Linked DNA regions of Homo sapiens: regions 2, 3, 4, 5, 6 and 7 are each linked to region 1. Evidence: chromatin contacts called from ENCODE Hi-C or POLR2A ChIA-PET data. All regions are on one chromosome and are shown on one strand. The core of a region is the stretch at or near the end of the contact, and the rest is flanking DNA. Distances in the headings are between cores, read along the strand shown. Region 1 holds the start of DCAF1 (DDB1 and CUL4 associated factor 1). Region 2 holds the start of PBRM1 (polybromo 1). Region 3 holds the start of RBM6 (RNA binding motif protein 6). Region 4 holds the start of SPCS1 (signal peptidase complex subunit 1). Region 5 holds the start of NAA80 (N-alpha-acetyltransferase 80, NatH catalytic subunit). Region 6 holds the start of GNAI2 (G protein subunit alpha i2). Region 7 holds the start of LINC03143 (long intergenic non-protein coding RNA 3143).

What was found. Hi-C counts contacts between places; a loop is a spot of excess contacts on that map. ChIA-PET counts read pairs that join two places held with the same protein, here RNA polymerase II (POLR2A). Pooled maps may share reads with other maps.
Region 2: a loop to region 1 is called in a map of CD4-positive, alpha-beta T cell, with 9 times the contacts of the local background. The contact joins the promoter of PBRM1 here to the promoter of DCAF1 in region 1. A Hi-C loop is called at or near these places in 1 of 168 maps with a recorded cell type or tissue (CD4-positive, alpha-beta T cell) and 10 of 50 pooled maps. POLR2A ChIA-PET finds 5 or more read pairs at or near these places in 1 of 52 experiments (PC-9).
Region 3: a loop to region 1 is called in a map of CD8-positive, alpha-beta T cell, with 7 times the contacts of the local background. The contact joins the promoter of RBM6 here to the promoter of DCAF1 in region 1. A Hi-C loop is called at or near these places in 2 of 168 maps with a recorded cell type or tissue (CD8-positive, alpha-beta T cell and transverse colon) and 12 of 50 pooled maps. POLR2A ChIA-PET finds 5 or more read pairs at or near these places in 4 of 52 experiments (CD4-positive, alpha-beta T cell, activated B cell, activated CD4-positive, alpha-beta T cell and 1 more).
Region 4: a pooled map shows a loop between it and region 1 (12-fold over the local background). The contact joins the promoter of SPCS1 here to the promoter of DCAF1 in region 1. A Hi-C loop is called at or near these places in 1 of 37 single-sample maps with no recorded cell type and 9 of 50 pooled maps. POLR2A ChIA-PET finds 5 or more read pairs at or near these places in 1 of 52 experiments (activated B cell).
Region 5: a map with no recorded cell type shows a loop between it and region 1 (26-fold over the local background). The contact joins the promoter of NAA80 here to the promoter of DCAF1 in region 1. A Hi-C loop is called at or near these places in 1 of 37 single-sample maps with no recorded cell type and 9 of 50 pooled maps. POLR2A ChIA-PET finds 5 or more read pairs at or near these places in 7 of 52 experiments (CD8-positive, alpha-beta memory T cell, GM10248, GM12878 and 4 more).
Region 6: a loop to region 1 is called in a pooled map, with 14 times the contacts of the local background. The contact joins the promoter of GNAI2 here to the promoter of DCAF1 in region 1. A Hi-C loop is called at or near these places in 7 of 50 pooled maps. POLR2A ChIA-PET finds 5 or more read pairs at or near these places in 2 of 52 experiments (CD8-positive, alpha-beta memory T cell and HEK293).
Region 7: a loop to region 1 is called in a pooled map, with 7 times the contacts of the local background. The contact joins the promoter of LINC03143 here to the promoter of DCAF1 in region 1. A Hi-C loop is called at or near these places in 2 of 50 pooled maps. POLR2A ChIA-PET finds 5 or more read pairs at or near these places in 5 of 52 experiments (B cell, Caco-2, GM10248 and 2 more).

The regions. Positions count from the first base shown.
Region 1 is chr3:51,498,589-51,501,288 of GRCh38, reverse strand. DCAF1 (DDB1 and CUL4 associated factor 1) reads left to right here and starts at 1,274. Exons shown (of 25, transcript NM_001387579.1): 1 at 1,274-1,416. RefSeq lists a silencer at 1,385-1,614 and an enhancer at 1,725-1,824.
Region 2 is chr3:52,684,582-52,687,281 of GRCh38, reverse strand. PBRM1 (polybromo 1) reads left to right here and starts at 1,369. Exons shown (of 32, transcript NM_001405607.1): 1 at 1,369-1,533. It overlaps GNL3 (G protein nucleolar 3), which reads right to left and starts at 1,250. Exons shown (of 15, transcript NM_014366.5): 1 at 1,177-1,250; 2 at 455-513; 3 at 1-36. The coding sequence starts at 1,189. RefSeq lists enhancers at 1,023-1,092, 1,087-1,775 and silencers at 1,413-1,562, 1,633-1,782.
Region 3 is chr3:49,938,848-49,941,547 of GRCh38, reverse strand. It overlaps RBM6 (RNA binding motif protein 6), which reads right to left and starts at 1,398. Exons shown (of 21, transcript NM_005777.3): 1 at 1,323-1,398. RefSeq lists a silencer at 968-1,167 and enhancers at 724-1,245, 1,308-1,367, 1,398-1,447, 1,478-1,537, 1,246-1,768.
Region 4 is chr3:52,704,681-52,707,380 of GRCh38, reverse strand. SPCS1 (signal peptidase complex subunit 1) reads right to left here and starts at 1,275. Exons shown (of 4, transcript NM_014041.5): 1 at 1,099-1,275; 2 at 678-737; 3 at 502-588. The coding sequence starts at 1,134. GLT8D1 (glycosyltransferase 8 domain containing 1) reads left to right here and starts at 1,590. Exons shown (of 10, transcript NM_018446.4): 1 at 1,590-1,934. RefSeq lists a silencer at 1,694-1,863.
Region 5 is chr3:50,298,047-50,300,746 of GRCh38, reverse strand. NAA80 (N-alpha-acetyltransferase 80, NatH catalytic subunit) reads left to right here and starts at 1,342. Exons shown (of 2, transcript NM_001200016.2): 1 at 1,342-1,534. It overlaps HYAL3 (hyaluronidase 3), which reads left to right and starts at 1,342. Exons shown (of 4, transcript NM_003549.4): 1 at 1,342-1,534. HYAL1 (hyaluronidase 1) reads left to right here. Exons shown (of 4, transcript NM_033159.4): 4 at 1-854. The coding sequence ends at 264. RefSeq lists an enhancer at 1,609-1,748.
Region 6 is chr3:50,234,871-50,237,570 of GRCh38, reverse strand. GNAI2 (G protein subunit alpha i2) reads right to left here and starts at 1,367. Exons shown (of 9, transcript NM_002070.4): 1 at 1,118-1,367. The coding sequence starts at 1,235. RefSeq lists a silencer at 1,160-1,619 and enhancers at 1,489-2,099, 2,100-2,700.
Region 7 is chr3:50,258,776-50,261,475 of GRCh38, reverse strand. LINC03143 (long intergenic non-protein coding RNA 3143) reads right to left here and starts at 1,250. Exons shown (of 1, transcript NR_198941.1): 1 at 1-1,250. GNAI2 (G protein subunit alpha i2) reads right to left here. Exons shown (of 9, transcript NM_002070.4): 9 at 2,114-2,700. It also overlaps a transcript of SEMA3B not described here. RefSeq lists enhancers at 1-247, 770-869, 755-1,260 and a silencer at 1,040-1,459.

The sequences.
Region 1 (2,700 bases), core at 25-2,524:
TCTGGGCCTCATTTTTCCCAACAACATGAAGAAATTGAATTAAGTGACCTGTGAGGTCAGTCCTGCCTTAATCTATGAGCTTTTGATTTTTCACTTCTCTGCCTCACGTATAATAACCTGGCAATAAGTATCTATTGATTCTTACAGGCTAGGTCTTGAACAAAAAGACAGAGGCTGGGTGCAGTGGCTCATGCCTGTAATCCCAACACTTCGGGGGGCCGAGGCAGGAGAATCGTTTGAGCCTAGAAATTCAAGACCAACCTGGACAACACAGTGGGACTTCGTCTCTACAAAAATTTTTAAAAATTAGCCGGGTGTGGTGGTGCACACCTGTAGCCCCGGCTACTTGGGAGGCTGAGGTGAGAAGATAGCTTGAGCCCAGGAGGTTGATTGAGGCTGTAGTGAGCTGTGATCGCGCCACTGCACTCCAGCGTGGATGACAGAGCGAGACCCTGTCAAAAAAAAAAAAAAAAAAAGACAGAGAAAAAAGAGGCTGGGAGAACTCAGCCCAGGAGTTCGAGAACAGCCTGGCCAACACGGCAAAACCATGTCTCTACCAAACACGCACATACAAAACAGAAACAAAAATTGGCTGGGTGTGGTGGCATGCGCCTGTAGTCTCAGCTGGAGGCTGAGGTGGGAGGACTGTTTGAGCCCGGGAGGCGGAGGTCATAGTGAGCTGAGATCGTCACTGCACTCCAGCCTGGGCAACAGAGCGAGACTCTGTCTCAAAAAAACAAAACAAAACAAACAAAAAACAACCAGTGCCTTCTGATTTAATGAGTGCTGTGATTTCTGATATGTTTATGAGAAATATTTTCTTAGATCACGGTATGTTCTAGGTAAGATAAGGCAAATGGCCAAATAAAACAGAGGCTCTTTGCGCACACAGGTCAGAACAAGACACTGAAAAAGTATCAGGCGATTACAGTACTGTCTTAGAAGGATTGGCTCCCTCACTTTTCACTTCCGCCTTCCGAAGCAGCCAATGAGTACTCAGCAGTTCGCATTTATCCAAAAAAACTACAAATCCAGAAGTCAATGCGCCAGGCGAAGAGCTCATGCGTCAATTGGGACTGGTGGGCCCGCCCCTAGACGCGGAACTTCATTTCCCAGGCGTCCCCGGGGCTCTTCGATTTTTTTTTTTTTTTTTTTTTTTTTTTTTTTTTTTTCCCCGATCGTGCAGGCGTTCTCTTCCCGCCCCTTGCTCGCGGTCCTCGCGCCAAGTAGGCGCGAGCGCGCGCGCGCGGTGCACGTAGCGCGCGAGTGACGCATAATATGTGGGCCGCTGTGGAGCCGTGGTCGCGCTGTGTGTGTGTGTGAGTGGAGAGTGAGTGCGGGACCTGAGGCTGTGTGTGTGTGAACTGTGGCCACTGGCGGGGTCGGGGGGGGGCAGCGGCGGAGCCGCCTCGGACGGTGAGTGGGAAATGGAGGGAGGCGACTCTACGGGAGGGGCGCGAGGAAGCAGGTCGCGCGGCTGGCCGGGCGGCAGAGTGGGCGCCGGGCTTGGGGGAGGGGCGGCACCTGCTTGGGCCGCCGGCGAGGAGGGGGCGGGCCGGTCTGCCGGGAGGCTGGGCCCGGGGCCTGACAGGACTTTTCCTCCTCCTGATTCTTGTCCTGGGGGCGGGGCCTCCACGTTCTTCCTCCACTCCCCACGAGAAGCTTCCCGAGAGTAACTCTTCCGCCCGGAGTGGGGGGGCGGGGTGTGTCCGCCCCTACCTGGAGGAGGGGCGCATTTCATTTCCCTTGTTTTCTTTTTCCTTCCAATCCTCCTAGTCTCTGTTCCGTACGGGCTTGCGGGGCTCCATCTTCCGTACTATACGGCGGGCCCCTTCCCGGACTGTGTCTCCGCCTCCAGCTCCAGTCACCTGGGCGGGCTCTCCCGTCTCTCGGCCTCGTGCCACCTCTCCCTGCACCCGCCTGCCTCTTGGACCGTGCGACGGGGGCGGAGCTTTCCGGGCGCTCCTCCCATCCCCATGAAAGAGGGAAGGGTTGGAAAGAGAGGTGTGCGGGTCCCGCAGCCTGGAGTCAAACCTCAGAGTGCCCGCGAAGCTTCCCTGGAGTCTATTTCCGGGGGTTATAGTAGTTTTCAACTGGGGTGTCAGAAGCGTTTGCTTAACAACTTCACTTCTTAGACGGTTTTCTGTCTGGTTTCCTCTTACTGCGGTGGCAGCGCTCTGGTTTTCCATTTGTTGAGGAAATAGTTTTGGAGTGTTTGTATTTAGCTATTTTTGAGTCACAAATGACTCGTCCTTGGCCATGTCATGTTGGTCTTGGTTTTTCCTTACCCTGTTTTTTTGATGAAGCCTTTTAATTAGTTTACATGTCTTAATTTTTTATATTAGTAGCATCTTCCTGTTCAAAATGCATCGTTAATGTACAGAATGAGAGGTTAATTGGTAATATCATCCTGCATTTTCTTTTTCCAGCTTACTGGAGTTTACCTTTAATGTTTATGTAAATGTGTATATTTAGATTTTAGGATCTATTTAGTATTTTTCTTAATGATGTGACCATTTGGGTTTTCTATATAACATTTATTCATTACCCATTTTTGAGTGGGTATATATTTTTGGATGTTAAAGAGATAATAGAGAATTTGGGGAATGTAGGGAAATCATTTTGTACTTAGTATCTCTTGCGTAGTTGCTGAGTACAGTGTTTTACTGTTCTGCCTATTATACAGTTTTAAAATTTTTT
Region 2 (2,700 bases), core at 120-2,619, 1.2 Mb before region 1:
AGCCTCCTTTCTTAATTTTCGATGATGTTCTCGAACCTATTAAAATAAAGAGATTTTGTCTGCTTACAAAAATATCTTTATACTTAAGCAGAATTCAAGTGAGAAACCAATCTGGCTGCAATTTAGTTATGCCTATAAAATGTCCTAGGAAAATGGAGCTTTAATTGGAATCTTACAAAGTAATGCATATGTAAGTATAAAACAGCAAGAAATTGTAACTAGAAGGCTCTCTATGCAGAGATTAACATGCTGAACAAATTTAGAGACTTATCACCAAATCACTGCACTTTCTCACAGCTGCACTCCTGATGCCTAAGAGCTTGTGCCCATGGTCAGTCTATCCAATGCCATTTCCCAAAACCAAATCACATTAACCCAGACTTTCCCGCAAAGGAACAGGGCAAAATCAGTTTAGCAATGTGTTTGGTACAGCTCTCTCAAGCACTACACTTACCTTTTTTTGGATTTTATACCGCTTATGGCAGGTCATGCGTTTACTTGCTTTCTTTAACTCTACAAAGAAACACATCACAAATCTGTTAACCCAAATGATTAGTTCTGGGTTAACGCACTATGGAGTTATATCCTTTTCTTGTGTTATTGGCTACCAAACCTAACGTTAAGTCTAATGCGAAATGCCTAATGCAAACATACGTGCTACTTTCAAATCCCAGAGAATTAAATTCAGTAGATCCAGAATGGAGTCAAAATTCCCTGCACTTACCCTCACAATATTAGAATGGGATCATACACAACAGCGTATGAGACACAAAACGACAACCACTTCGTGTCAAACAGCACGAATCATAAGGCAGGAGAGGAACACTGAGTCTGGGAGGCGATTCTCAGCTCTCACCTGGGCCAGTCTGCACGTGGCCACGGAAAGAAAATATTGGGCCTCAAACCTGGCTCAGACGCTGCTTCCTTACGAAAATCTAGCCTAGTCTTCCCCACCCTCTGCCCGGCTTCGTTCCGCAGAATGAGCCCGCGCGGTTAACATGATCGCCGTAGGGACTTCCAACTCTCGGTTCTACCAGGAAATAGGGCCAAGGCCTACGCGTAGGCTCCCACCCCCATACCAGCAGAGACAAAGCCGTAGCCGTAGAAGAGCGTCGTGGTGGCTGCAGCAACTTCCAGACGTGGGTCCCTCCACGCCCGCCTCCCGACCCCACTTACTAGGCCTTTTCATATTGGCTGTAGAAGGAAGCACAAACACATCAACCTGCCTCCGCTGGCGCCACGTGTGAACTGAAGCCACTGACGAGCGTCACGCACTTACGCTGCCGCCGTAAAGTGCGTCACCGCCTCTCTGCGTGCGCGGGCACGCAGTGTCGCGCGGAGCAGGGATCGCTTGGCGGCCGCGGGACTGGTTTTGCGGCGGCACCGGGAGGGGTAAGGGAGGTGAGGGCGGCGGGTGCCGAAGCGACGGCAGCGGCCGCGGCCGGAGGAGCAATAGCAGCAGCCGTGGCGGCCACGGGGCGGGGCGCGGCGGTCGGTGACCGCGGCCGGGGCTGCAGGCGGCGGAGCGGCTGGGTAAGGCCGGGCCCAGGGCGGGTGGGGCCGCTCCCCCTTGGTCAGCTGCCGGGCCTTTGTGTGGGCCCGGGCGGGCGGGAGCCGCGGCGGAAGCCCCGCCCCGGCCGTGGGGACGCGCGGGTCGGGCCGGGCGCGCGGGGTTGGGCGGGGCGCGGCGGCTGGCCTCCGGATGGGCCCAGTAGCCTTGTCGCACCTGCCGGCAGGGACAAAGGCGCACTACGGGTCGGAAACTCCCCGCGCTCCTCTTTCCCGCTCGTCGCGGGGCAGCTTCAAAGCTGTCAACGTTTCCCTCAGTCCCCAATACCAGTGACAGGTCGGGAAAGTCCTTCATTTCCTCCGTTGCTCAGGGCCTCTTTTTTTTGTTGTGGTTTCTTGACGGTTCGACACAAACTCTTAGTGATTTTCTTTCCGTATTTTTTCCGGGTATTTTAATCAATGGGACTTGTATTTATAGTAGAGGCCAGATATTTCAGCTTCTCAACACCACAAAGAATCCGGGATTTTGGGAACTGTGTATATTTCTTGGTTTGGGGAAGCACAGTTTTGTTATTATAATAAGTTTTAATTTAAAGGGGAAGAAAGAGTTGCAAAAATATAGAAAAAGCCCTGAAAAATAAGTACACGGTATAGTGGATATAGAAATTCTTACAATAATTATAGAAGCGTATGTTGGGGTGAATTGTTTTAATTAACTTACTTTCCAACACAGGATTCTTGACAAATAATTTTAGGTATTATTTTTTTCTCCATTTGGCTATGTGCTTTTCCCCAAAAAGTGCAAATTGGACTCATGCACATAAAAGAGTAGCATAATTTTTGCTTTATTACTTACAGGTCGCCCATATTTGATTTTGAGCTCCAAAATGGAAGATTGGAAAATATGTTTTGAAGAGGTGTTTCAAATTAAAACAATAAAGAGTTTATGTGTGGATGAATGGAAGGGCCTTGACCGCTTTCTTTGGCTTTGGGAATGTACAAAATACCTCAAATGTTAATATCCTACCAAAATTCCCAAGATAAGTAAATTGTGGTGTATCTATATGATAGATTACTATCAAGTCATCAAACATCATGAGGAAGAATGTTGACTTGGAAGAACCTTCACTAAAACACAGGCTGTAGAATAATATATGTGGTTTGTTAACATTTTGGTAAAAAATAATAGGT
Region 3 (2,700 bases), core at 149-2,648, 1.6 Mb after region 1:
CTGCCTCAGCCTCCCAAGTAGCTGGGATTACAGGCATGTGCCACCATGCCCGGCTAATTTTGTACTTTTAGTAGAGACGCGGTTTCTCCATGTTAGTCAGGCTGGTCTCGAACTCCCCACCTCAGCCTCCCAAAGTGCTGGGATTACAGGTGTGAGCCACCAGGCTCGGCCTGGTAATAGAATTCTATAAGGAAAGGTGCTACAACTATCCAGAGAGACCTGGGACCTGTCCTGCAGGTTAGGTATCTAGTTAGATGCTAGTTTCTGAGACAAGGTTCAAATTCAACTTTTGTGTTTCACCAAAATGGTAACATATTATTTAGTTACTTTCTTCACTGCCAGTCCTACCATCACGCACCAGCTCTTGACACCTCTCGTTAGAGACCTCACAAATTCAGTAATGGTGACATATTTAAATCATTCACGCTGGTGGCATTTCTCAATAGGAAGGTGGAAACTAGCAAGCCGAGGGCACAATCCAGGGTTCAGAAAATGAACCAGGTGACCATGTCTGCATGTCTACTGAACTCCTTCACTTAAATCCGGCTACTCTGACCTTCACAAGCAAACCTGGAATATGCAAAAAATACAATTACGCTCACGGTTTATGTACCCTACGAAACAGGGCCCTTCCTTCAAAAAAAAAAAAAAAAAAAAGGCATTCCCAAAGTTGAACCCATTCGCCTAACGTCAATTCTAAAATAAAGAGAAAAACATCTATTTACACCGCTAATGGAATCTAAAGCGTGAATACGATAAAACATCCTTCTCCTTCATTGCCTAACGGGCGCAGAACCCACCAGACCACTCTCCCGCTTCCAGGTTCTACCGCCCCGACGACCGGGCTCGGAGCTCTTGTGCCCTCCGGTCCAGCGGAGCCTCCCTTGTGTCTGTCCAAGTCTGAGGACGAGGCTACGTGCTAAGCACAAGAGCTCCCTTCCTAGTGATGCCACAGAATTGGATCTGAAACAGGAAAACCGCAAGAACAGCCCGCTTACAGCTCCGAAGAGTAGGAGCACAGAGCCGCAACCACGCGCCGGCCCCAGCCTCACAGCTGGCCGCTCCGCGGCGGGACCGGTAATCTACTGCCGCGCCGGGCCCCGCCCCAGGCCCGCGACGGTTCCGGGGCGTTCCTGCCACGGGCGGCGCCTCCCTCATCTCACCGTTGCTTGGTCTTCTTCCCGAGCGAGGCCGCAGCCGCCCCGCGACACTGAAGCCACAGCTTTCAGGCTGCGCGGGCCTGCGATGTCTAGAGCGGGCCTGTCTGCTGGCTATTCCCTGGCAGGCTCTGGCACGCCTCCCCTCCAGTCCCGGGCCCTTACCTAGGCGGCGAAGCCTCCACGGCCCGCTCCTCCTTCTCCTCAGCCTCCGCCACCGACCCAGCGCCGCGGACACCGGAACTTCCTCCGCGCGGGGCCACTGCTACCACAAAGGCGCCGCGCCGCTGCCTTCAGCGCTCGGCCCGCTGGGAGATGAAGTACAGCTGCCGGTCCCGCAGACTCTTACTCCCGCCGTGCCCCGCGCGCAGGGGACTTGCCTTCTGGGGTGGGTCGTAAGAGCACGCTGTCCATCGCCATCCAATAAGAAGGCGCGCTTACCCGCCCTACTCCGCGTGACCTGCTGGGAGTTGTGGTTTGGCCTCTGCCCTGTGACACCTGGTCCTCTTGTGCTTTCCTCTCAGTTGATTGAGGCTTACAGTTTTTTGGTGGCTTGACTTTCCTGAGGTTTGCTCCCTGCCAGCAGCTCGGGTACGGCCCTGGCCTGCCTAGCTCGAGGCCTCCTTATTGTCCGTTAGTGTGAGAGAAATGGAAGGGAGCTTCTTCGGGAGTAAGTTTAAGCCATCTCCAGCTGGTTGGCGGGGCGCGGTGGCTCACGCCTGTAATCCCAGCACTTTGGTAGGCCGCGGCGAGTGGACCACCTGAGGTCAGGAGTTCTAGACCAGCCTGGCCAACATGGTGAAACCCCATCTCTACCAAAAATACAAAAATTACCCGGGCTTGGTGGCAGGTGCCTGTAATCCCAGCTACTCGGGAGGCTGAGGCAGGAGAATCACTTAAACCCGGGAGGCAGAGGCAGAGGTTGCAGTGAGCCGACACTGTGCCACTGCACTCCAGCCTGGACAATAGAGCAAGACTCCACCTCAGAAAAAAAGAAAGAAAGAAAAAGGCCGGGCGCAGTGGCTCATGCTTGTAATCCTAGCACTTTGGGAGGCCGAGGTGGGTGGATCACGAGGTCAGGAGTTCAAGACCAGCCTGGCCAAGATAGTGAAACCCCATCGCTACTAAAAATACAAAAAGTAGCCAGGCGTGGTGGCGCATGCCTGTAATCCCAGCTACTCAGGAGGCTGAGGCAGAGAATTGCTTGAACCCGGGAAGCACAGGTTGCAGTGAGCCGAGATCGCGCCACTGCACTGTTGCCTGGCAACAGCGCAAGACTCCGTCTCAAAAGAAAGAAAGAAAGAAAGAAGTTGGGCGCAGTGGCTCACGACTGTAATCCCAGCACTGTGGGAGGCCGAGGCGGGTGGATCACGAGGTCAGGAGATCAAGACCATCCTGGCTAACACGATGAAACCCTGTCTCTACTAAAAACACAAAAAATTAGTGGAGCGTGGTGGCGGGCACCTGTAGTCCCAGCTACTCAGGAGGCTGAGGCAGGAGAATGACGTGAACCCGGGAGGCGGAGCTTGCAGTGAGTCGAGAT
Region 4 (2,700 bases), core at 26-2,525, 1.2 Mb before region 1:
CTGGCCAACACAGTGAAGCCCTGTCTTTACTAAAAATACAAAAATTAGCTGGGTGTGGTGGTGGGCTCCTGTAGTCACAGCTACTCGGGAGGCTGAGGCAGGAAAATCTATTAAACCCGGGAGGCAGAAGGTGCAGTGAGCCGAAATCGCCCCAGTGCACTGCAGCCTGGGCAACAAGAGTGAAACTCCGTCTCAAAAAATTTAAATAAATAAATAAATAAAAGGTGAAGGGACAACGTGAGCACCATGAAAACTCCTGCTGGCTTTGACCTTAAGATTATTAGCCAGAGTAGCCGCCAAAGGAAATAAGCTGTGTCCTTTTATATAGTTCGCACCATCTGACACTATTTTGGCATTCTACTTTTCCAATGATAGCAAAGGGAAACGCTGTTTGGAAGGATGAGGGAAACGTTGGCTTTGGGTCTCACTACTGAGTAGGTCTAACCAAACCAACCCGACTCACAAAACCCAAGCTGCCACTAATACCCACAAATTTCTTACCAAACATGAAAAAGCAAATCCGGCCATAACTATATAGACAGTCCACCCGAACTGTTCAGCCACGTACCCGTAGATAAATCCAACTATCTAGAGACAAATGAAGTATATTAAACACACTCAAACTGAGGGTTGGGAGGGAGGCGGGGGCGGAGATTAAATGTAAAACCAATACTTACTGCAGAAAAAAGAATAATTCCCTGAAACATCTGTTCAGCTAGCTTCTGGCCCTTGTAATCCTGGGGTGAAGCAGAGGAAAAAAAGAATTGGTTCCACCGCCGAGAACATACAATTCCTGCCCTGACCTCACAACTCTGGCACAGGGTAACCCCAACATCAGGGTCTCCCGCTCTCCTAAGGGCCTGGGCAAGATATTAAATTCTGGGCTTCCCGGGAGGAACTGAAACACCCTCACGGAGAATGGACAGGAGATTCTCGCGGAGTAGAAGAGAAGGGGACCCAGGAGGCAATTCGGGAAAGAGGGTGGACGGTAACCATCCGGGCCCGGAACAGCGCAGCACCGGGTCGGTGCTCCAACATGGGCTTCGAAGCTGCCAGGCACAAGAACGGCGTGCAGAGGTCCCCGGGTTGCGCCCTCACCATCTGCGTGGGCAGCGAGCTCAGATGCTCCAGCATGGCTGGCTGAGGAGGCGGGCAGCTGAGCGCGGGTGGCAGGCTGCGAGGCGAGGGCGACCGAGACTTAAGGACCGTGAGGGGTAAGGTCTGGCACTGCGCGTCAGTAGCCGGGCCTTCTAAGCCCGGGAGAGCGATGGCGGCGGCCCCGGAAGCGGAAGTCTCCGACGGGCCGGTACAGCCCGTGTCCCCGCCCCGCGCCATCGCTAGGCGACGTGCGCTTTTGCCGCGCCGTGCTGCCCGCGAGGGCAGCTGAGGTGGTGGTGGCGGCCGCCTTGTCGAGGCATCGCGCGCCCGTGAAGTGTTCGCCGTCAGTGCTGTTGGGTGCCTGGAGCCGCGTCCCCCGTCCCGAAAACTGTCCTTGACAGTACTTGCGCGGCCCAACGGCCGCCGGCGCCCCCGCGTCTCCATGGCGACGGCCTTTTTCCCTGCGAGGACCCCGGCGGCAGGGCTGCCCCGCGGCGCCTGCTTGGCGCGACGCTCTAGCGGTTACCGCTGCGGGCTGGCTGGGCGTAGTGGGGCTGCGCGGCTGCCACGGAGCTAGAGGGCAAGTGTGCTCGGCCCAGCGTGCAGGGAACGCGGGCGGCCAGACAACGGGCTGGGCTCCGGGGCCTGCGGCGCGGGCGCTGAGCTGGCAGGGCGGGTCGGGGCGCGGGCTGCATCCGCATCTCCTCCATCGCCTGCAGTAAGGGCGGCCGCGGCGAGCCTTTGAGGGGAACGACTTGTCGGAGCCCTAACCAGGGGTATCTCTGAGCCTGGTGGGATCCCCGGAGCGTCACATCACTTTCCGATCACTTCAAAGTGTAAGGGGGGCCCTACTGACCCTTGGAATTTAGGGGGGCTACCCTAGGCGGCATCCACAACAGAGAGAATTCCCTTGGAGAGGGGACCCTGGTGCTCGGCTGTCCCTCTCATCCGCGTAGAAAGTCCCTCATCTGGGGGCTCCCGAACTCAGCCCTCTCACATTGTGGCCGGCTTTACTGACCCTCACAGACCCAGGCTGGGCCCTCCCGATAGAGGCCAGCCAAAGGTTCACTCAGCCTCTCTTTCAAGGCTGGTGTATCTCTAAATCTTAGACCCTCCTCCGTTACCGTCAGCCAGGTGGGATGCCCACGTTTTGGAGAGAAACCGTTCTGAGGAACCCGGGCCTCTGGGTCCCAGCTGGCTCTCCGGCCCCCAGGTTATGTATTCTGGGTTGGCCACAAACAGTGGAATTCTAGGCACTCCCGGGACAGGGTGGGACTGCTGTCCTCATTCATGCAACCAGCAAATATTCACGGCACCTTGTTTGTGCCAGACAGCAGACCGAGGACACGGTTGTTACCAAGACCAGGCTGTTGCCTTGGAAGAGCCCAGAGCGTGTCAAGGGAGACAGCCACATCACGCCAGAAATACATGACAGCTGGATTAGCCCTGGGAGAGGGAGGCCCAGATGTGGGAGCTCAGGGGAGGTGCAGCTCAACGTGGAGTTTGGAGGAGGCTACCTTGACCTTTGAATGCCAAGTGGGAGCCAGCCAGATGAAAGGGTAGGAGAAAGTGTTTGTATATCCTCAGTGCCCTTTCATCCTT
Region 5 (2,700 bases), core at 93-2,592, 1.2 Mb after region 1:
CTGAACGTGACCAGTGGGGCCCTTCTCTGCAGTCAAGCCCTGTGCTCCGGCCATGGCCGCTGTGTCCGCCGCACCAGCCACCCCAAAGCCCTCCTCCTCCTTAACCCTGCCAGTTTCTCCATCCAGCTCACGCCTGGTGGTGGGCCCCTGAGCCTGCGGGGTGCCCTCTCACTTGAAGATCAGGCACAGATGGCTGTGGAGTTCAAATGTCGATGCTACCCTGGCTGGCAGGCACCGTGGTGTGAGCGGAAGAGCATGTGGTGATTGGCCACACACTGAGTTGCACATATTGAGAACCTAATGCACTCTGGGTCTGGCCAGGGCTTCCTCAAATACATGCACAGTCATACAAGTCATGGTCACAGTAAAGAGTACACTCAGCCACTGTCACAGGCATATTCCCTGCACACACATGCATACTTACAGACTGGAATAGTGGCATAAGGAGTTAGAACCACAGCAGACACCATTCATTCCATGTCCATATGCATCTACTTGGCAAGGTCATAGACAATTCCTCCAGAGACACTGAGCCAGTCTTTGAACTGCAGCAATCACAAAGGCTGACATTCACTGAGTGCCTACTCTTTGCCAATCCCCGTGCTAAGCGTTTTATGTGGACTTATTCATTCCTCACAATGAGGCTATGAGGAAACTGAGTCACTCACATTGAGAGTAAGCACGTTGCCCAAGGTTGCACAGCAAGAAAAGGGAGAAGTTGAGATTCAAACCCAGGCTGTCTAGCTCCGGGGGTACAGCCCTTGCACTCCTACTGAGTTTGTGGTAACCAGCCCTGCACGACCCCTGAATCTGCTGAGAGGCACCAGTCCAGCAAATAAAGCAGTCATGATTTACTTAGCTGTTTACTGAGCGCCTAAAATGTCCAGGCCCCGGTATCCAAAGGGCACAGGAAAGGCTTGTCACTCTCACCAGATCTGACGTCAGTCTAAGGGCGGCTGCTTCCCAGGGTGGGGCCCAAATTTCAAGAGGAAGCCCCACCTGATCGGACCGTTTCCAAGCTGTCCTGGGGCAGGAGGCCGGCGGGAACCGAAGCTAGACTTGTCAGAGCCTGGGGCGGGGCTGGCGGAGGCAGAGCCAGCTGGAGGCGGGGCCTGCGCCTGGCTGAAGTGACGTGCTGGGCTGGGGCAGGGCCTGGAAGAAGCCAAATCGAGGCGGGACCTAAGCTGTGACGCAAGGAGAAGGAGGAGGGGCCTGTATGGGGCCGGGTGGGGAGGAGGCGGACTCAAATGGAGATGGGGTGGGGCTCAGCAGGGGCGGAGCCAGGGTAGAGACTGAGTCGGCGCCTGGCGGGTGTTGTGACGCGCAAACCAGGGGCGGGTTCTAAGCGGCGACGCGCGGGTGCTGGGAGGCCTTAGAACGCCGTGGCGTGCCGCAGGACGCGACGGCTGCAGAACATCCGCCGCACCGCTGGGGGCCAACGTTGTCGGACCGAGGAGTCCGAGGTGGCGACTGAGTGAGATACCCAGCTGTGCGGAGCTAGGACGCGGAACATCCCAGAGGCCAGCATCAACATGTCAGTACCGCACCCTTCCCATTTGCTGCCTGTAGGTCCACCCCGCGCGTGCGGTCCCCAAGTGGCCATGCCACCCTGCACGCCCTCCCCGCGTCAGTCGTTCGTTTCCAGACCATGCCGAGCCACACCTGCCCACAGAGTCGAGCTCTCGAAGTCCTCATTCCCAAAAGCTCCACAGCCTGTGACCCACTAGGAGGGAGGGGGAAACCGAGGCCCGGGAGAGACGGAGAAGCCACTCTCTGAGGACCCCGGAGCCCCGCCCACAGTGGGTGGGGTCGGCACTGAAGGGGTTAAGGCCGCGGGGAAGCCCCGGGCTCAGCCCTAGGGGCGGATCCTGGGGCTTCCTCCCTCTAGACCAAAGGGTGCGGCTGCTGCAGAGGTGGCTGATGCAGGTGAGGGGCTTACAGCCCTGTGAATGGTGTGGGAGGTGAGGGGAGGGGGGTGCCTGTTACTGACCAGTGTTTAATTGGCCTCAAGCTCAGGAGAGGTAAGGGGAGCCAGGAGGCCCCCTCTGGAGCAGGTGAGTAGAAGGAGGGGGCTCAGCTGCCCGCCCACGACTAGAAAACCCCCAGCATAGACCTGCCGGACGGCAGGACCTTGGTTAAGATGGGAAAACAGTAGGGTTTGGGCACAGGAGGTCTGGGCCCCCAACCTGGTGACCGTTGGACACCCTGTGGATATAGGAAGGAAGCTGTGGTCCTTATCTAGGGTGCCTGCGAAACTCAAGCCAGTGGGGAACCAAGCCTGCAGAGGCAATACTGCTGTGTGACTGTGGGCCAGGCCCAGTGCTGGTGCTGCTGGGGCCCCATCTGAGGAGACAGTTGGGTCTATATCCAAAGTGTCCTGAGATGGGCAGAGTTGGGAAGGGGGCCATGGGCTCCAGGTGGGGAAGGCAGTCAAGACAGGCCAAAGCTCAGCCTGATGGGTGCATGAGTGGGGCCCCAGGATCCACTAAGGCAGTGGGCATAGCCCAGGTAGTTGAAAAGGCTGGGAGCTGGAGGAGACTCGGAACATAGGGAGAAGAAAGGGACAGGAAGACTCCCGGGCAGTTTTTCCTATGGAGGGAACCTTGGGTAGGTTTGAGCAGGGGGTATAGTGTCTGCTTTGCATCTTCTATCCCATGCCCTAGTGGTGGACTAGGAGGACTACTGGAAGACAGAAGGCCA
Region 6 (2,700 bases), core at 118-2,617, 1.3 Mb after region 1:
ATCCAACAAGCCCCCCAACTCTCAGAGGCTACATCCCAGGCCTTGCAGCCCAGAAGGGGTGTGGGCAGCCCAGCACCTACTAGCAGATCTCCTGGGCTCACCCGCAGGGGCAGCAATATGTCGGCTGTCTCACCACTTCCACTTCCCCCCACTCCTCTAGCAGCCACCATCTTTTCTGGCCTTGGAGGCGGCCACAACCCTAACTCCTCCACTCTCTCTCCTACTTCCCAGACTGGCCTTCGAAACTGGAAAACATAGAGCCTCCTTGGGAAGCCTGAGGCCTGGCCCCCTCCCCCAGCGTGACCAGTGGAGCCTCAATCCAGCCCCGTGGGGGTTCTGCATAAGGCAGCCTAGGCCCTCTCCAACCCAGGGCTCCCGCCTCCTAGCCCAGCCCACTTGGTGCAGGAAGGGTGGAGGGATCTGGGGAAGGCCAGAGTGTAAGAGGACTTAGGGGAGGATCAGCAGAGGGTTTCGGGAGTGATGCCTGCAGAGAAGGATCTGGAGGGCAGGAAGCAGGGAGCAGGGCTCGCTGAAGGGGTTCCAGCTGGAGATGGGGCTCAAGAGCAGTTTCCCACTCGAGAGGTTCCTTGGGTCAGAGTGCACAGGTGGAGGATACAGATTCCAGACTAGGGATGGGGCACAGAAGGAGAAGGAGGGAGTGGGTGGGGGGCCTGGCAGGGGCCCCGCGGGATGCTCATGCCCAATAGGAATAAAAGGCGCAGGTGAGGAAAACAAGCGGAGCCTGAGGGTTGGGGAACAAGTGGCGGGCATCCTGGGGGTTTGGGCAAAGTGTAGGGAAGGATGGCGGGGCTCTGAAGTTCTGTGAAGCTAGTTAGCAAGGGGGGATGGCCAAGCAGGGCACTGGACCGCGGGTGTTGGGGCACTGTTGACTGGATTTGGAGGTCTGGGGTCTGGGATGAGACAGGGGTCTGGTCTAGAGTCTGGGCAGGATCAAAGGTCTAGTCCAATCTAGAGTTTTCAACCCTGGTCCTGGCCCAGGTGTGGGGTCCCAGACAGCCCGGGTCTGGGAGTTTGAAGCCCTAGTCTGGGAGGTCAAAGTCCTTGTCTGGGGATTCGAGCTGGGAATCAAGGATCCCAGTGCGGGACGCGGCCTCACCCAACAGCAGCAACTTCACCTCCCGCGCCGCCTTCTCTCCGTCCTCCCGCAGGTTCTTGTCGATCATCTTAGAGCGCTCGGCCGCCGCCTTGTCCTCGGCGCTCACGGTGCAGCCCATCCCGCCGTCCGCCGGCCCGGCCGCCGCCCGGCCCCCACACGGCCCACGGCCCGGCTCGGCCCCGCCCGACCCACTCCGCTCCCACCACCAGCCCTCTGCGGGAAGCACTCGGGTCGGCAGTTCCGAGCGACTGCGGGAGGCGCCTTCCCTACCGCCGCGCACCGACGGCGGGGCGGGCCGGGGGTGGGGCCTGGGCGAACCAAGCCTGTGACTGGGCCGGGGCGGGCTTGCAGGCGGGGCCAGAGGAGATTAGAGGCTGTTGATTGGCTCGAGGGCGGAGCGAAGGGGGAAGTTAGGCGCAGCCCAGGCTCGGGCCTGGGCTGCAGGCGGGGCCACGCGGAGAAAAGGCAATAGGGGTGGTTCCAAACCCCGGGACCCGGCACTGGGCGGGCTGCAGGCGGGACCGGGCTGTGATTGGGTGCGGAGCGCCGGGAGCTCTGTTGCTGGACAGCCGGGAGGGCGGATCTGTTAACCCGAGGGTGGGGATCCGGTGCCCTCGAGGGCAGAGCAGGAACCAGCCCTCTGAGCTTCTGCGAGTTGGGCGAGTTAGGTGGAGGAGGCGTGTCTTTGTCATTTGTTAAAGTTAATGAGTCCAGTAAACTTGTTTTGGGATCTACGAACTCGGGAGCCTTTCTGGACTGCGGTTTTCTCAGTCTTAAGGCGGGTTTACCGCCTTCTCCCTCTGGGTTGCAGCTAGTCGAAAAAGGAAAAAAAAAGGCCGGGCGCAGTGGCTCACGCCAGTAATCCCAGCACTTTAGGAGGCCGAGGCGGGCAGATCACTTGAGGTCAGGAGTTCTAGACCAGCCTGGCCAACATGGTGAAACCCCATCTCTACTAAAAATACAAAAATTACCCGGGCGTGGTCGTGGGCGCCTGTAATCCCACCTGCTCAGGAGGCTGAGGCGGGAGAACTGCTTCAACCCGGGTGGCGGAGGTTGCAGTGAGCCGAGATCGCGCCATTCATTGCACTCCAGCTTGGGCGACAGAGCAAGACTCCGTCTCAAAAAAAAAAAAAAAAATTGGTTTCCATCTTTACACCTTTGCCTAGGCTGTCTCCTTTAGCTGGGTGGCTTCTCATATCCATCCTTCCCCAATCTACCGGGAGGCATTCTTCGGCAGGCAGCCATCCTGGACTCCAATCTGGGACCAGGCAATCAGGACCCAAGGGAGAAAGGGAGAGAGGATGAGAGGGTGGAGAGGGAGGAAGAGAGGAGGGCGGGCAGGCAGGGTGAGGGGGTTGGGAGGGAAGAAAGAGGAAGAAGTTGCCACTGGACTTCTAGAAACAAAAGTGGCCATGATCTTATGACCTGTCTCTTCCATGGCCTGTCCACGTCTGGAGGTGGCCATGATCCCACATCCCACCCTCCTGTGGCCTGTCCCCACTGGGCAATGGCTGCAACCCTATGGCCAGGCAAAGGTGGGGTGGAAGCAGCAGTGTTTCTAGCTGAACATTTCAAGTCTTTCT
Region 7 (2,700 bases), core at 1-2,500, 1.2 Mb after region 1:
TTGCCTCTCTCTTCCTAGCTGCTCCCCCACCCCCCAAATGGGTTAAAAATACCAAAGTTCCCACCACATCAGTAGCCGGAGCAATTATTTCAAGTGGGCCAGGCCCTCTGGGAGGCAGATCAACTTCATGGCAGTCTCCACAGGCTGGAGACAACTCACCCCACGCTGGGAGCATGAGCCTGGGTCCCTGCCCAGCTCTGCATGTCCTGCTAAGGGTCCTGGGCCTCACAGCTGCAGTTCTCCATGCGTGGAGACAGAAAGATGGGGCTTCTTAGGCTGGGAGGGCTCTGGGGATGCAGCGCCAGGGAGCATTGAATTTCTGGTGCTCCTCACCCAACTGCTCCTGAGGGTTGATGAATGGTTGAGGTCCAGCCTGGGACAGCTCCAGGCAGCAGGGGATGCCCAGGAACCAACCTCATGGAGTCCCTTCAGTTGGGGTGCAGGACACCTGGGCAGCCCCTTCCTGCCTGCAGCCCCCCATGGCTGGGAATTTCCCAACCACCAAACACAAGGCTGAATTGACAGGCCGCCTCCACCAGTGCTGGGACAATGGAGCCTTATGCCCTGGAAATCTGAGCCTGGGTGGGAGGCCGGGGCAGGTGGAGGCCTAGCTGTCTGCACTCAGGGAAGCCCTGCCCCCAGGATCCCACCCAGACCCACTGCCAAGACGGCACCAGGGCAATCCTGTCAAGGCCCCGCATGGCCCACCCAGGGAGGGAGGCACTGGGTGAGTTAGGCAGACAATGCCAGGCCCTCAATGGTCCCTCTGTGCAGGGTTCCCCCTCAGGACAGAAGGAAGGAACCATCTCCCGCCCGCTTCCTGCTGGGCGGGCATCGGGGCTCTGGCGCTCCTGCTCGCACATCTGCGGCTCAGCGGGGTCCAGGCCTGGGCCTCTGAAAGAAGGCGGGGACCTGGGTTGGGCGCAGGATCCTGTTCTCCGTGTCGTCGGCCCTCGCAGGCAGGGGCAGCAGGAAAGGCCCGAGGAACTGGGGCGGGGACCGGGCCTGGGGGGCGCCGATGTCCTTCCGACCGGGCGGCAGCAGCCTTTCATCTCCTGCCAGTGCCGGCGGCCGAAGCTACGGGGCACTGGCAGGTGTGCGGGGACGGGGTCCCGGGTCTCTGGCTCAACCCTCCAACCCTCCCTCCCTCCCCGCCTCCGCGGCGCCGACCCCGGCCCGCCCTCTGCCCAGGCCGCTCTGTCCTGGGGCGGCCGCGGAGCCGTCGCCGCCTCACAAAGCTGCCTTTGTGTCCAGCGGCCTCCGCGGGACCCGCTGACGTCAGCCTCTGTGACCAGCCAGGCAGGGCAGAGCACGGGCGGCGGCGCCCCCTGGCGGCCGGAGGCGGATGCGCCAACGCCGGAGCCCCACCCAGTCGAGGCCAGCCTTTCCGCGAGCCCGCCCCCACACGTTCAGGCCGCGGCTGCCCCCGGGAGAAGGTCCAGGCGCCTCGATGGCACTCAGGGCCCGCCCCACAAGCATCACCAGCCTTGCCATCTGCAATTCCCTTCCCCAGAAACGCGCGGGCCCTTCCCACAGCCTCATGGAGCCTTCCATCTTCAGAGTCAATGATCTGCAGCTCTCCAGGCCCAGCCTGGGGCAACCATCACATGGTAGTATGGCCACCTGTCACTACCCTTCAGGTTTGGCGGCGGCCCTCTGGGGCAGGGAACTTTCTGAATATGTCTTAAGGCCCCTACTGGCCTTTTTAGTCAAGCCAGGACTGCATGCGGCCCACCTGGCTGTGTGGCCTTGGCAACGGACACTCTCAGGCCTTGGTACCTAAGTCGGAAGTCACTTTCTCCTTCCGCGCTAGAGAGGCCGGCCACCCCTCCTGCTCCAGGTGTGGAAGAGCACCTTACAACAGCTCCCTTAGAAGCCTGCCCAGCTGCCCGAGACCCAAGGCTGCAGAGTACTGGAAGGGCGGGGACACACGGGCCCCACATGTATGCTGCCTAGTCCAGGTGGGAGAAATGAAGCTCAGAGCGTGGGGCTCCAGGACGGCCCGGAAAGCTGAGTCAGGGCCCTGACTCAGGTTGAGGACTGAGGTTAGGACCACCATCACCTTGGCACACCTTAGCCCAGGCCTCTGCCCCTGGGAGAGAATACCCATCAGTTCTCGGTATTTTTTTTCTTTCTACATTTTATTATTTCAAACCAGGTGAACAATTCCATAAAACATGTGAAAAAAGCAAGGAAGTGTTCAACGCTGAAGGCCCCGGGCCTGGGACAAGGGCATGAGGGGCGTGGCCCCCCAGCAGGCAGCGGCGGTTCCTAGGTTAGCGCTAGGGAGCTACATTTTAGGTTAATAGAGCCTGGGGCCAGGGCCGCTGGGGCAGGGCCCTCAGTGACGTTGGCAGTTGTCTGGAACAGCCCTTGGAACCCAATTCTGTGGAGGGCAGGGCAGGGGTGCCGCTCGCACGGGGGCGGCCAGCAGAGGGACGGGTGTAAACACGCAGACACACTCAAGGCACGGAGTCACTTGGAAGGGGGGCTGGGGGGGGGCTTGCTGGTCAGGATCTGACAGTTTTAAATAGTTTTTCTCTAAAAAGTTTTCTAGATTTGCAGTTTTTTTTTTTTCCTTTACTTTCATTTTTTTAAAAAGCTACGAGAATGAGCAGGTGGACTGTGGTTTCCAGGAATGGTGGCGTCTCACGCTTCTTGTGCTTTTTCCTTTGGGGCCTCCGAGCGGCTGGGGTTGGG